Regions from separate parts of the Homo sapiens genome. Here region 1 is linked to region 2. The links are chromatin contacts, found by Hi-C in ENCODE. All regions are on one chromosome and are shown on one strand. Each heading gives the region's core, a stretch centred on a gene start or an enhancer-like site at or near the end of the contact. The rest is flanking DNA. Distances are from core to core; before and after follow the strand shown.

Region 1 (6,589 bases), core at 1,426-3,925, 860 kb after region 2:
TGGGCTGGCCCATGACTGGCTTTGATCAGCTGGATGTGGCTGAAATGATGGGATGTCCATATTAAGCTGTACCTCCAGAGGCCTCGAGCTCTTCCACTCACTCTTGTGGCTCCTCTGCCATACCCTGAGAAGAGCCTGGTTAGACTACCAGCTGATGAAATACGGCCTCAGCCAACAGCTAGCTCCCAGCCAGCCCCCTGCCCAGAAAAGCCCAGATGCATGGCTCTGCCAAGCCCTGTGTAGATGACCTGCTTTTACATGAGTGAGGTCAGGGGACACCTGAAGATCCATCCAGCTAAACTACAGATTTGTGAACCAAATAAAGTCTCTGTCATTTGAAGCCACTGGGTTTCTGTTTGTTACACAGCATTATTGTGACAAAGGATAAACGATACCAACCTATTTCTGACCTCCAAAATCAAGGCTTTTTGCACATTCAAACATTCCTCCGAGAAGCTCAACAAATAGCCAAGTTCTAATTCTCAGTCTGGATTCAGCTGGGATGCCCTGCTGCCCTTACAACGGCCCAGTGGCAGACAGGAGCAAGATGGAAGGATTTTAATTCAGCAGATGTCCAGGAGGTCTGAGGGAAAGCTAGTCAGCCCACTGGGAATGGCACACATGAGGAGTTTGGGGATAGGAGTGCCCTACCAATCTATAATTCGTATACAAAGATCACAGTAGGCTTTGTGTGACAGCACTTCTTATGGAAACTGGCAAGGGAGGCCAATTTCCTCAGTTTGGACTCAGTTGGGACTGAAATGAAACACAGAACAGCAAGAAAAATGGGGCAGGAATCACAGAGAAAACATTGAGCTGTCCCAAGTCCTGGAATGGTGGCTCCGGACAAGTTTATCTAAAATCTCTGAGGGCAGAGAAGCCCCCTCAAGTGGGAATTTGAGTTACATGTTATTAACCTCAGTCTATATCCTGTCTCTAAATTTCTTTTAAAAAAAAAACAAAAAAAGAGATGGGGTGTTGCTATGTTGACCAGGCTGGTCTCGAACTCCTGGCCTCAAGCAGTCTTCCCATCTCAGCCTCCCAAAGTGCTAAGATTACAGGTGTGTGCCACTGTGCCTTACCTAAATTTCTTTTATTATACAGAGTTGCTTTGTCTAATTCTAGCCCTGTGGTAGCTACCCAAGATTGTTGTAACCTCCAGTGATCAAGTTCTTTGGATAAGCAAAGAGGGAGGGCATTAAGTGTGTGGAAAAGACCCCTCCTCTCCACTCTTGTTGCAAGGCAAGTTCTTTTCCTTAATTGTCCCCTGACTCTTCTACGTTGTTTCTGGAAGCTTTTTTTTTTTTTTTTTAGAAGTAGAGTCTCACTCTATTGCCCAGCTTTGAACCCCTAGACCCAAGAAATCCTTCTGCCTCAACCTCTTGAGTAGCTGGGACTACAGGCACATACCACCACATCCTAATTAAAAAAAAAAAATTATAGAGATAGGAATCTCCTGCTATATTGCCCAGGCTGCTCTCAAACTCCTGGCCTCAAGTGACCCTCTAGGCTCGGCCTCCCAAAGTGCTTGGATTACATGCATGAGCCACTGCAACTGGCTTATTTCTAGGGACTTTGAATGGAGCCTGCACACCAGGGGCAGGTGAATGGAGGCTGAGTCAGCCAGTCAGGTGAAAACTGAATGCTTTTAAACTCTGAAGTGTTCCACTGGACTGTGTTGATGGAGCTCCTTTCAAACTGGGGCCTGCCCTTGCCTGCCAGTCAAACAGAACTGTCCACAGTCTAGCAAATGGCTGTCGTACATCAATAGGCCATTCATTGGAAATCTAATGATTGGCAACTGGGACCACAGGTACAGGGAATGCAATAGAACTCAAGCTGTGGTTGAGTTCTTGTTCTGTCTATCCTTTTGAGTGATGAAAAATGAGGCCAGATCTAGGCAATTTTTTCTTTACATTGAAAGCTTAGCCTCTTGATCCTGTTGGGGCTGGAGCGAGTGTGGAGTTAGGCTCAGAGAAGTGGTTAATGTACGCTTTGCTCCTGATAGCTGTTTCTGAACATTCTATAGTTATAGTTCTATAGGTGTAGGTTCCTAGTTGTTTGGTGTCTGGCCCTGTGGGATTTAGGGGGTGGGGGAATATGGGCTTGGTATTTGAGAACTGGGTAACAGAGATGGTGGGGAGGTTTGGGCTCTGGATTTGTTGGTTTGCATATTAAAGGAGTGCTCACAGGCCAGTTGTTTGCTCTCTCTAGGAATTAGCTAACCCTCAGAGAGGCAGTCTGTCTCCAAGTCCATGAGGTCCCCAAAGGTCAAAGCATCATACAATACAGAAAATAAAAAGCATGATTAATACTGCAGGCTGAGAGGATATGTGTTCCTGCACTGTCAGACCAAGCGCAAGAATTGTTGGAGACATGTTACAGCTTCTCTGCCTTCTCTCAATGTTACGCTGTTCAGGACTCAGGATCCTGCCCTCTGAGGGTTTACAGAAGTCATTCTCACTATCTCACACTGGCCGTCTTGACCCAGAGCAGTTCTTTACTTTCTCGGGACACAAACGGGATGAAAGTCCAGGGCTGGGACTTCCTCCTTGGAATGTTTGACAAGGACTGACGTACTCTAGGCCCTTTGAATCCCGGAAGTCCAGGACACACCCAACCTTGATTACAGTGTCCAGAATGCTGGAGCGTAGGTGAAAGGACAAAAGCCAGACACATTTCAACATGAGGGACCCACTGACAGATTGTCCGGTGAGTAGCTCAGTGTGGTTTGTGTGCCTGCGTGTGAGGAGGGTGGAGGGTGGATTTGTATATTAATGGATTTTAACTTAAGAAATTTGAGACACTCAGAAACCAAACACATTTAGATATTGGCTGTGGTGCAAAAGTTTGTGGTTTTTCTTTGGTTCAGTTTAAAAACAGAGCTTTTTCTAGGAAATGACAGGGCAGGTAATTGTCATCTTTCCTTCTCATATTCTTGGAAAAAGTTTTGAGAGAGTAAAGCCTCATATTTGGATCCAGATGGTGGCTGTTTGGAAAACATTCTTAAGACATACACCCATGGTGCCAACATCATGTGTGGTGTGGATACAAAAACACACAGAATGTCTGCAGCCAATTTTTGGCTCTGAGAATAAAGTGAGGGAGGAGAGTTTTTGTGCCTTTTCACCCTCATTTTTTGGAGTCAAGGATCACAAGTCCTGCAGGAGGAAGGATAGACTCCCCACTCTGCCTGGCCTGCAGTGGCTCTCAGACTGGTTTAGCAGCATGTTTGTTCCATGTTTGTTCGTTTTGGTAATGTTTGGAGCACTACCAAAAATATAAGTTTGGTCAGAAGTCCAAAGACATTGTGAGGTCTCCGGCGGCAATAGCAGAGATGTAATTTAGGAGATAAGAAGCAACTAAAATAAAGGGGGGGATATGTTTACTTTGAAAATAAAGTAATTAAGGAGGGTCAGTGTTTTATCCCAACACATGGGGCTGAAAAGCTAAGATTGGTGACATCATAAGCAGGAGGTTGCAGTCATCCTTCATGTATTGATAACACAAACTGTGGGGCGGCAGATAAATGGGCGCTGAGATAAAGTCATAAAGAAAAAGATCAGCAGAGGATTATTGATTTCCTTTTTGTTTATTCAATGGATAAGAAAAGCACATGGTTGGAAAAAATGGAACTATAGTTACTATTGCAGAAAATCAGATGAGCTAAATGAGATGAACTCATAAATGACTAGTAATTTTAATAATGACAACATAGTAGCCAATTCTGCCTAATTTTCCTTTTTTTAAATACAGAAATAATTTGTGCTTAATGTAGAAACAAATTCCAATGATATGGTTATATATAGATTTTTAAGAGTGAAACTTCCCCCTTTAATTACTTCAATCTCAGTGTTCTCTCCATTGTTAATTGTGAATAATTTTTAAGAAGTCTTTTATCATTTATTTTTCTCTCCTTGAGGTTGCTCCCTGACTAAACTGTTAAATCCTCTCCTGTCTCAACACTCCTACCTCAATGTTTTTGTATAGGGGCGGCAGGCCAGGACAGGGATGGGGTAAGTGGCAGCAAAATCTTGGCACTAATAGTAACCAAAGAAGAAAATTAACACCAGGGAAGGGTGCAATGGACAGAAGACAGGGAAATGGTGGGCAGCTTTAATTAAGTTTAAAAAGAGAAGAAGAAATAAATCCATAAAAAAGAAACTGAAGGTCTAACATCCTTTTTGTAGACAGCAAAGTCAAGTCTTCAGACGTGGAGAAATGTTTTCTTTCAGCAGCCCCCAAGGCAACCCATAACCACACTTCTGTGTCTGCTTAAAGCTCCACTCCCTGGCATGCTGAATAGTTCCTTGTGCTATGCTGGGCCAAGGACTCCTGTCCTTGTCTAAAACTTTGAAGGTCATCTGTATGGGCTCATTGCCACCAAAAGTATCCGGGAGTCATGGGGAGGGCGGATATCCCTTCAGCCTGGGTTTCCAAACCCTCTAAACTCACAGAACATTTATTTATTTGCAATTGTTTCATCTTAATCAAGTGTTCAAGTTGATTTCCTGGCACATTCTTAGCTTGTACTTGGGGAACAATGCTATGTGAAGATGAATCTGCGGTTTGGGAACAAAATAAGACAAGGAAATGGATTGCAAATGAGTGCCTCATGAAACATTTAGGTAGTTTTATAAAAGAACCCAAAGCTTTAACCACCTGCAAAATGTCCCCTTCCATGAGTCCCTAGAGTTGCACAGAGCACAGTTCATAAAGTATTAGCTTAGCTACTGTTCTTAACCGGGCCCACACCAATGTACCCATGTATGGAACTCAGTGGGTTGCATGAACTTCAGTGAAAAAAAATCTCTATTTGTACTAATTTCTAACTGAAATTTAGAATTTTATTCAATCCAGAATATAGGCAACAAGCCCCAATACTATTAGTCATATCTGTATAGTGTCTGTGACTTTGTAACCAATAAAAATCAGAAATTTTATGATAACATTACAGTTGTTGCACATATCTAGAAATATTTACATTCACCCTGACTTCAAAATGTTGGTAATACTTAAGATATGTAATTTAGTATGTTAATAAAAAAGCACATAATATCATAATTTTAAAAATACATTCTAAAAAATATATAATTCATTTCCTTTTTAACCCTACGCTACTTAAAAATGTTATTCTGAATCAAATAGGTTTCATGAGACTACAAAAAGGGCTCATGGTACGAAAAAATTTAAAAATCTCTTTTAGATCAAGCTCTAATGGGCAAAATAGACTGACAGCTGGGCCTTTCAACCTCAAAGAGCAAGGTCAGTGTTTGAGTTCAAATTGTTGCCAGGGTGGCATAAGATTGCCTAAATGCTGTGTAGGATTAATCTTGAGAGTGTCAGAACTTATTTGAAAAAGATATCTGTAAGATATCTTTAAAGTTCTGTTTTTGACAAGGAAAAGAATTGGCTCTGGGCCTTGATGTTTCATTGCCTATGAAGGTTTAGGTTTAGCTCTTAAACCTAAAAATATGTCTAGGGAACTCATCTTCAAATCCATGTGCAAGAAAGGCGAAGTAAGATCCAATTATCTCTAAGGGAAAGAATCCAATCATAAGAAAGTATTAATAGCACCTTCCTATCAAACAATCACATAGAAATCAAGGACAAGTAACAAGCTGTAGCCAAATTTTTGCTTTTTACACACTCATACAGTATCCAGGAAGGGGTCTGTCAAAGCAAGTCTTCTGGGCGCCACACAGTCAGCCCCTCCCCGCATGTCATCGGCCATTGAAATGGCACCAGGCTGCTCCTCAGGTTGGTAACCTGGCTCAGATGCCAACCTGAGCTTCCCATCTTGGTGGCTTAGCCTGGATATCAGACAATGACTGTCACTAACTCAGATGGTGCCGGTGCCATGGTCCGTAGCTCCTAGGAGAATCTGACTCGCTGCAAAAATACAGAAGGAGGCTGCATATGGCATGGGTGTCACGTGGCCCACAGCCTCCCCAGTGTGCATCAGTGAGATGTGTAACATGCCATTCCACATTTCTTGGACCTCTGTTTCCTTGTGTGTAAAGTAAAAGGAGGAAAGGATGGAGTAGACTATGCTCTTTAATGTTCCATATCCCGTAATCTATGACAGTCTGCCACAGGGATTCCAAATACTACGCAGATGGTGAACAAGTACATGGAATCCCTTCAGAGAGGGGCAGTGCTTTGAAACATCACCCCCAGTGAATCAGAACTCACATGATATCAGTAGCACAGTGCCTGGCGTAGTAAAGGCAGTCAGCAAAGTTCATTGTGTTAAATTTAAGGGGAATATCATGGTTTCTTTAACACTGTGAGGATCATCACTAATCAAAAAAAATCCTTCTGTACTAGCATCAATAAAAATAAATTTTTCTATAACTTTTTCTAGAACTAAATTTAACCCTCTTAATCATTCAAGCAGAAAGAGCAGGTGGGCCAAGCTTGATATAGGCACTTTATAATCTTTACAAGTCGCCTGTCTAAACATTTCATGTGCTGACTGGCTGGATTACTAAATGTTTTTTGTAATGGCTATATTTATCAACAGAATTTGCTTACAAGTGCTGGGAAGAAACATTTTCCTAATGGCCGAATGGGAAATGTCTGTCAA
Region 2 (6,510 bases), core at 845-3,344:
CCCCAAAGGCATTTGGCAACAGAGAAATGTGATGTTCCCTCACATTAACCCATTTTAAAAACACTTAAGGAGACAACGTGAAGTCGCCTAATCCCCATATCAGTGCTGCCGACTAATGACAACTCTCTGGGTTCTTGCTTTAGAAGAGAAAACATTTGGTTCATTTTGTGAAGGAAACAAACCAAGACCTTACCTTCTCTGCATTGCCTTTTATTCTTTGAAGCTTGCAGGGACCAACAGCGAGGGTGCTTTGTTAAAAGAGAGGAGAAAGATGGCTCTAGGATTGAGCAAAAGAATTTCATTTCTCACTGGGGAAACCAGACACACCTTCCTGACTATGGACAATCTACCCTGGGCTAAATGTAAACATGTTTATTTCAAAAGAAATTAAACTTTAAAAAGCTCTTTATACTCTTCCTATATTCGTGGCATATATACCCCAAAACCTGACACCCAGCTCAAATGAGGGAGATTTCTGGTGTAAAATAATGTCTTGAAACCCTCTGTCCGCAGACAGAGTCAAGAGACCTCAGTATCCCGCCTTGGTTTTTGTGTGGAGACAATGTAACAGAGGGAAGGAGGACCTGGGTGTTATCATAGCCACTGGTTTGGGCTCTTGCTCTACCACCTCCTCACTTTGGGAGGTGGTAGAGCATATGGGTAACTCATATGGGAAGTTACCCAATGGGAGGTAACTCATATGGGAAGTTACCCAATAAGCTAATGAGGGCTATTGTGAGGATTAAGTGCAATCTTGCTTGTACAGTGCCTGGCAAGGAGTGAGCATTCAGTAAATGGTAGCTATTGTTATTTATTGTGAAAGACTTTACATCCAGAAGGGTTTTTAGGGGAATTTTCAGCATTTCTGTAAAGATTTCCCTCCATTTGGCTCAGAGGGACGTGATGCCCTCAGAGTCCTGTGTTTTCTCATTCTATCATCTCTCTCTCGTTTGCTCAAAAATCTCATATCATACCACAAATAGCCATTTGGTTTCCAGGAAAGATGGAAAGGAAATGATTTCATTAAGCTTCTCTAGCTCTATAGAGTGTGAATAACTATAACGATCACAAAATTTTAAGCCTGAGCTCTTTAATACACCACTGCTTATGCCAACCCCACAGCCTCTCACCATCATCCCAAAGCTGTTTGGTTCAGGTCTGTGATTGTATTTGAGGACACTACACAATGATGTGTTGACTCTGAAAACAGCTTGACCATCAACAATCTAACAATCATAAAATAGCCATAAAATGGTGTTTGTGTGGGCTGTAATATTGGTATTATTCATGGTGGCCAAATAAATTGTGGAAGTGCCACAGTGTTGGGCAGTGACATCTGGATAGCTAATCAGCTGGACCAGCCTGTAGAGAGCTGCATGAGAAACTGAATCATTCTTTTTAGATGAAGCAAATCGAATAAGCATTTCAGTCTCCTGGCAAGAGACACATGGAGCAATCCAGGAAATCAAATGCTCATCCCCATTGCCATTTACTCCTTTAAATAAGTTCCTGCTGGGCACATTTTGGGACATAGACTTACATATACTTGGCCAACAGATGTTATTGATTTAAGGGAGGCGGTCATTGATCTAAACAAGCTTTTCTTGGAGGGATTTTTAAAAGATCATCTCAGCAACTAAAGATTAAAATGTAAACACGGTTTTACCATTCCCATCTCTCCAGGCTGAATCCTATTCTGCTGCCTTAGGCTTTCCCACTCTGGCTTCCACCCAGGATTTCCATGGTGCCTGAAGTGGTCTGTGTTCCAAAATATCCTACATCCCTCAGACATTCTCATTCTCGTCAGGAAGCTGGTCTCTACTAGAGAGTGGAAGGCAGTGATTACCTTAAATGGATTCACAATAATGTGTTAGTAACTGACAGTCTTTAGCACCAGTACCATAGTATTTGTATTTTAAAAGAAACATCCATTAAGTCAAATAAACCCATAATTGATTAAATTTGAGGCTACACGAAAAGGAGTGTATTAGTCCGTCTTTACAGTGCTGATAAAGACATACCCGAGACTGGGAAGCAAAAGAGGTTTAATTAGACTTACAGTTCCACATGGCTGGGGAGGCCTCAGAAGGTGAAGGGCACTTCTTACCTGGCGGCAGCAAGAGAAAATGAGGAGGACGCAAAAGCGGAACCTCCTGATAAACCCATCAGATCTCATGAGACTTGTTCACTATCACGAGAATAGCATGGGAAAGACCGGCCCCCCATGATTCAATTACCTCCCCCTGGGCCCCTCCCACAACATACAGGAATTCTGGGAGCTACAATTCAAGTTGAGATTTGGGTGGCGATACAGCCAAACTGTCGCTGTTGTTTCACAGCTTTCCCTGTGTTTTTACTTAAGAAATTATTCATTTATTCATCAGTAAGTATTTACTCAGAGCCTGTAATATCCTTGTTACTGTTCTGGGAGCTTGCATACCTCAGTTGACAAAACAAAGGTCTCTAACCCTGGGGAGCAGCATGAAACAATATATATCAGACATAATCTAAGTAAATTTTATAGACTTTTAAAGACAGTGGTAAGCGCTTTGGCAAAAGAAAAAGAAGCAGAGTAAGGAGATCGAGAGTACTGGGTAGGTGGGTTGAAGGTTAGAATTTTAAATATAGAATTCAGGGAGGCCACATTGAAGAAGTAATATGTGTGCAGCGTCTTGAAGAAGGAGAGGTAATTAGCTAAGGAGATCTGGAAGAAGCCTGTCTCTGAAGAAACCATGAAAGCAGTGCTTGGTGTGTTAGAGAAACAGCAAGGAGGCCAGCACAGCTGGCGTGCAGAAGCACAGAGGAGGAGCGAGGCCATGGTGGTGACCGAGAGCCAGGGCACTTCAGGATCCTCAGCTCTCCACCCCACTTCCAGCACAGCGAAGGGGTCTTCGGCAGAAAACAAGGAGCGAAAGGGGACACAGGATTCGACTTACATGCAAGAGCTTTTTAGAGGCTACAGATGGATTGTGTTTTCTCAAAGTCAGCACAAGGTACGATGCTCCATATTCAAATAAGAAAAGGAAGTTGAAAAATTGTTGAAAAACCTACACTGCCATTGTCATGTGTTCTGAGCTAGGTGGACAACATATTTGAAGAAAACGTTATTTTGGAGAGGGCTTGGCTCTCCTTCAACCTGGATGGACCCGGGGCAAAGGGTTCCTTGGAGGCTGAATGAATACAGAATCTCAGCCTCAAACGTCTTCAGCACAGGAATGTAGAGAAAGTTCCCTGGCTCAGTCATTGTGGAAAAAATAATCATTTCTTTGCAGCTAAGGACTTCAAGGTGATTTGCTAAAACTTTAAGTTTATGCATCCAATATCTGCTTGTATACTCAGGTGTTTTTTCCAGAGCAGGTGTCTCTGGGATAACATTCTGGGGATTATCATACATTTAACATATTCTCTCTATGATTAAAAGCTTCAGAAACACGACCTCTGGCTCCACTCAGAAAGCTGTCTGATCTCATATTTGCATGATCTTTCTCCTTTAACAGAAAGGGAATTTCTTTCTGTGCAGAGCGTAAGAAATACAAGGCTGAGGGTTAGAAGCATGAGTTCCCAGGAAGACTGCCAGGAGATTAGATCGGATGATCTCTGAAATCCTGTGATCTTTTCAAAATTATGTTTAATGACTCTAAATTTGAGGGAATTAGTATAAATCAGCCATGACAATAATTAATTAATTCAACATTTATTACATAACTGTAAGCTAAGTGGTATGTGTATGGTTGTGGATAAAATAAACATGAGGTTCTTGTGTTTTCACAAGTGCCAACCTCAAATGGTCAAGGCTGTCTGGATTGCTGTAATGAAAAATACTCAGTCTCAATGAGGATTAGAACTGTGATTGATTAGCCATGTCTGCCATGAGCAAATGCAGTCTCCTTGAACAAATGGAGCATAGACAATGGTAACACTCTTCTTAAAAGGCAACACTGAGCTGCTTTCTGAAACTCAGAGGACCCTACCTGTATTACCTGTATTAGTCAGGGTTCTCTTAGAGGGACAGAACTAATAGGAATATATATATTATTAAGTATTAACTTACACATTCACAAGTTCCCACAATAGGCTGTCTGCAAGCTGAGGAGCAAGGAGAGCCAGTCTGAGTTCCCAAACTGAAGAACTTGGAATCCTATGTTTGAGAGCAGGAAGCATCCAGCATGGGAGAAAGATGTAGGCTGGGAGGCTAGGCCTGTCTCCCTCTTTCATGTTTTTCTGCCTGTTTTATAGTCGCTGGCAGCTGATTAGATTGATCCACCAGATTAAGGGTGGATCTGCCTTCCCTAGCCCACTGACTCAAATGTTAGTCTCTTTTGACAACACCCTCACAGACACACCCAGGATCATTACTTTGTATCCTTCAATCCAATCCAGTTGACACTCAGCATTAACCATCACACTACCCAATAGAGTCCAGCATTATATCATTGTTTAACAGTAAATCTCCCAGCCTGGGCAATATGGTGAAACCCCTGCTCTACAAAAAAAAAAAAAAAAAAAAATTAGCTGGGCATGGTGGCTTGCACCTGTAGTCCCAGATACTCTTGAGGCTGAGGTGGGAGGATTGCTTGAGCCCTGGAGTTTGAGGCTGCAATGAGCTGTAACTGTGCCACTGCACTCCAGCCTGGGAAACAGAGCGAGCCCCTGTCTCAAAAAAAATAAACAAATAAAAATAAGTCTCTCTTTCTGATAGAAGGCAAAGAGCTACATAAAACAAGACAGGAAGGATTTGGACTCAGAGGTAATCCCCTTATGGTAGTGAGCATTATCCAGGTAATACTTAAAGTAGTTTAACCTTCTTCTTCTATACCATTCTGGTACCAAAAAGTTCAAGGAAAAATTGACTGATCCCTAAGATAGGTCTAGTCAAGGACAAATCAACTCTTTTTCTCTTTAACCCACAGTAAAGTATCATTCCATGTTTCACAGCTCCTGGCTGATCTTTTCAGCAATTTGCTGCTTAAAGTCTACTTATCTGTCAATCACTCTTAACTTCATTTTGCACAGCTGACTGGTGCTATCACAGCATTCCTTTTATTAATGCATTTAATAGTTGTGGCTTTGAAAGGCTGCCAGCACAGAGGAACAGCTGCAAATATTACTACCCAGCCAGACTGTCCTTTTCTTGAGCTGCCTCCAACTACCATTTGCAATTTTTATAGTCTGGATTCTCTGCTGGTCTGACTGTAATCATTGGTTTTCAACAATATATTTCTCTCGGTAGATTCTTTGTTTCTTACCAGTTGTATTATTGGATTTTCCAACAAATGTTAAATAAAGGTCCATACCACATTGTTTACCATTTCAAGCTTCATATGAAATAATTCCTATAAGAAGCTTACACTATATTGGTGGATTGAAAGGCAATCAAATAGCATAATAAATAAGGGAAAATGGAGATTTAACTGGGAGACGATTTGGCGTGGTGGGAAGACACATGTAAGTTCAAATTCCAGGACTGCCATTTACTGGCTGTGTGACGATGGATAAGTTACTTAAATTCTGTGAGTCTCATTTCCTTTAGCTGTAAATTGGACACAGGAATACCTACTTTGCATAATTTAATAACAACAAAATGCATATGAAAAGCAACTGGAATATGGTAGGCACTCTGTGGTTACTATTTTTAGTAATGATAACTATCTTTTAATAGTTTTAATTAATCATTAACAATTCACAAAGGAAAATGCTAGAAATACTAGGAATATGCAGTTTCCAAGATTTGGGTTTTGACTTCAATCCTAGGAATCAACAAGAACAATATGGCTGCTTTTATCCACATGTTCAGGGTAAGTGGTGTAAACTAAAAATAAAATTCTAAGTCCCCCAACTGACCGAACCAACCATCTCTTGGCCAAGGGGATCCCAGAGTAACCTTAAAAACTGAATTCTTCGCCATAATGGTGTCAGAGGTGTTCAAACCAGAGCGACTCTATCTTGAATAGGAGCTGAATAAAATAAGGTTGAGATCACTGGGCTGCATTCCCAGGAGGTCAGACATTGTTAGTCACAGGATGGGAGAGGAGGTGGGTAAGGCCTGGTATCACAAGATAAAGGTCACAAGAACCCTGCTGACAAAACGTGATGCAGTAAAGAAGCAGGCCAAAAACCACCAAACCCAAGATGGTGACAAAAGTGACCTCTGCTCATCCTCCCTGCTCATTATATCTAATTACAATAAATTAGCATGCTAAAAAGACACACCTACCAGAGCCATGACAATTTACAAATGCCGTGGCAATGCCAAGAAGTTACCCTATATGGTCTACAAGTGGAAGGAACCCTCAATTCCAGGAATCGCCTGCCCCCGTCCTGGAAAACTCATAAATAATCTACCCTTTGTTTACCATATAATCAAGAAATAACTATGAGTATACTCAGTTGAGCAGCCCATACCACTGCTCTGCCTATGGAGTAGTCATTCTTTTATTCCTTTACTTTCTTAATAAACTTGCTTTCACTTTACTTTATGGACTTGCCCCAAATTCTTTCTTGCATGAAGTA

Evidence for each region. Hi-C counts contacts between places; a loop is a spot of excess contacts on that map.
Region 1: a map of K562 shows a loop between it and region 2 (3-fold over the local background). The contact joins the promoter of NOSTRIN here to the promoter of B3GALT1-AS1 in region 2. A Hi-C loop is called at or near these places in 1 of 168 maps with a recorded cell type or tissue (K562).

Annotation. Positions count from the first base shown.
Region 1 is chr2:168,799,962-168,806,550 of GRCh38, forward strand. NOSTRIN (nitric oxide synthase trafficking) reads left to right here and starts at 2,676. Exons shown (of 16, transcript NM_001039724.4): 1 at 2,676-2,712. The coding sequence starts at 2,686. RefSeq lists an enhancer at 2,120-2,619.
Region 2 is chr2:167,939,050-167,945,559 of GRCh38, forward strand. B3GALT1-AS1 (B3GALT1 antisense RNA 1) reads right to left here and starts at 2,095. Exons shown (of 5, transcript NR_131227.1): 1 at 2,060-2,095. It overlaps LOC124907903 (a long non-coding RNA gene), which reads right to left and starts at 570. Exons shown (of 2, transcript XR_007087281.1): 1 at 194-570. RefSeq lists an enhancer at 5,792-6,510.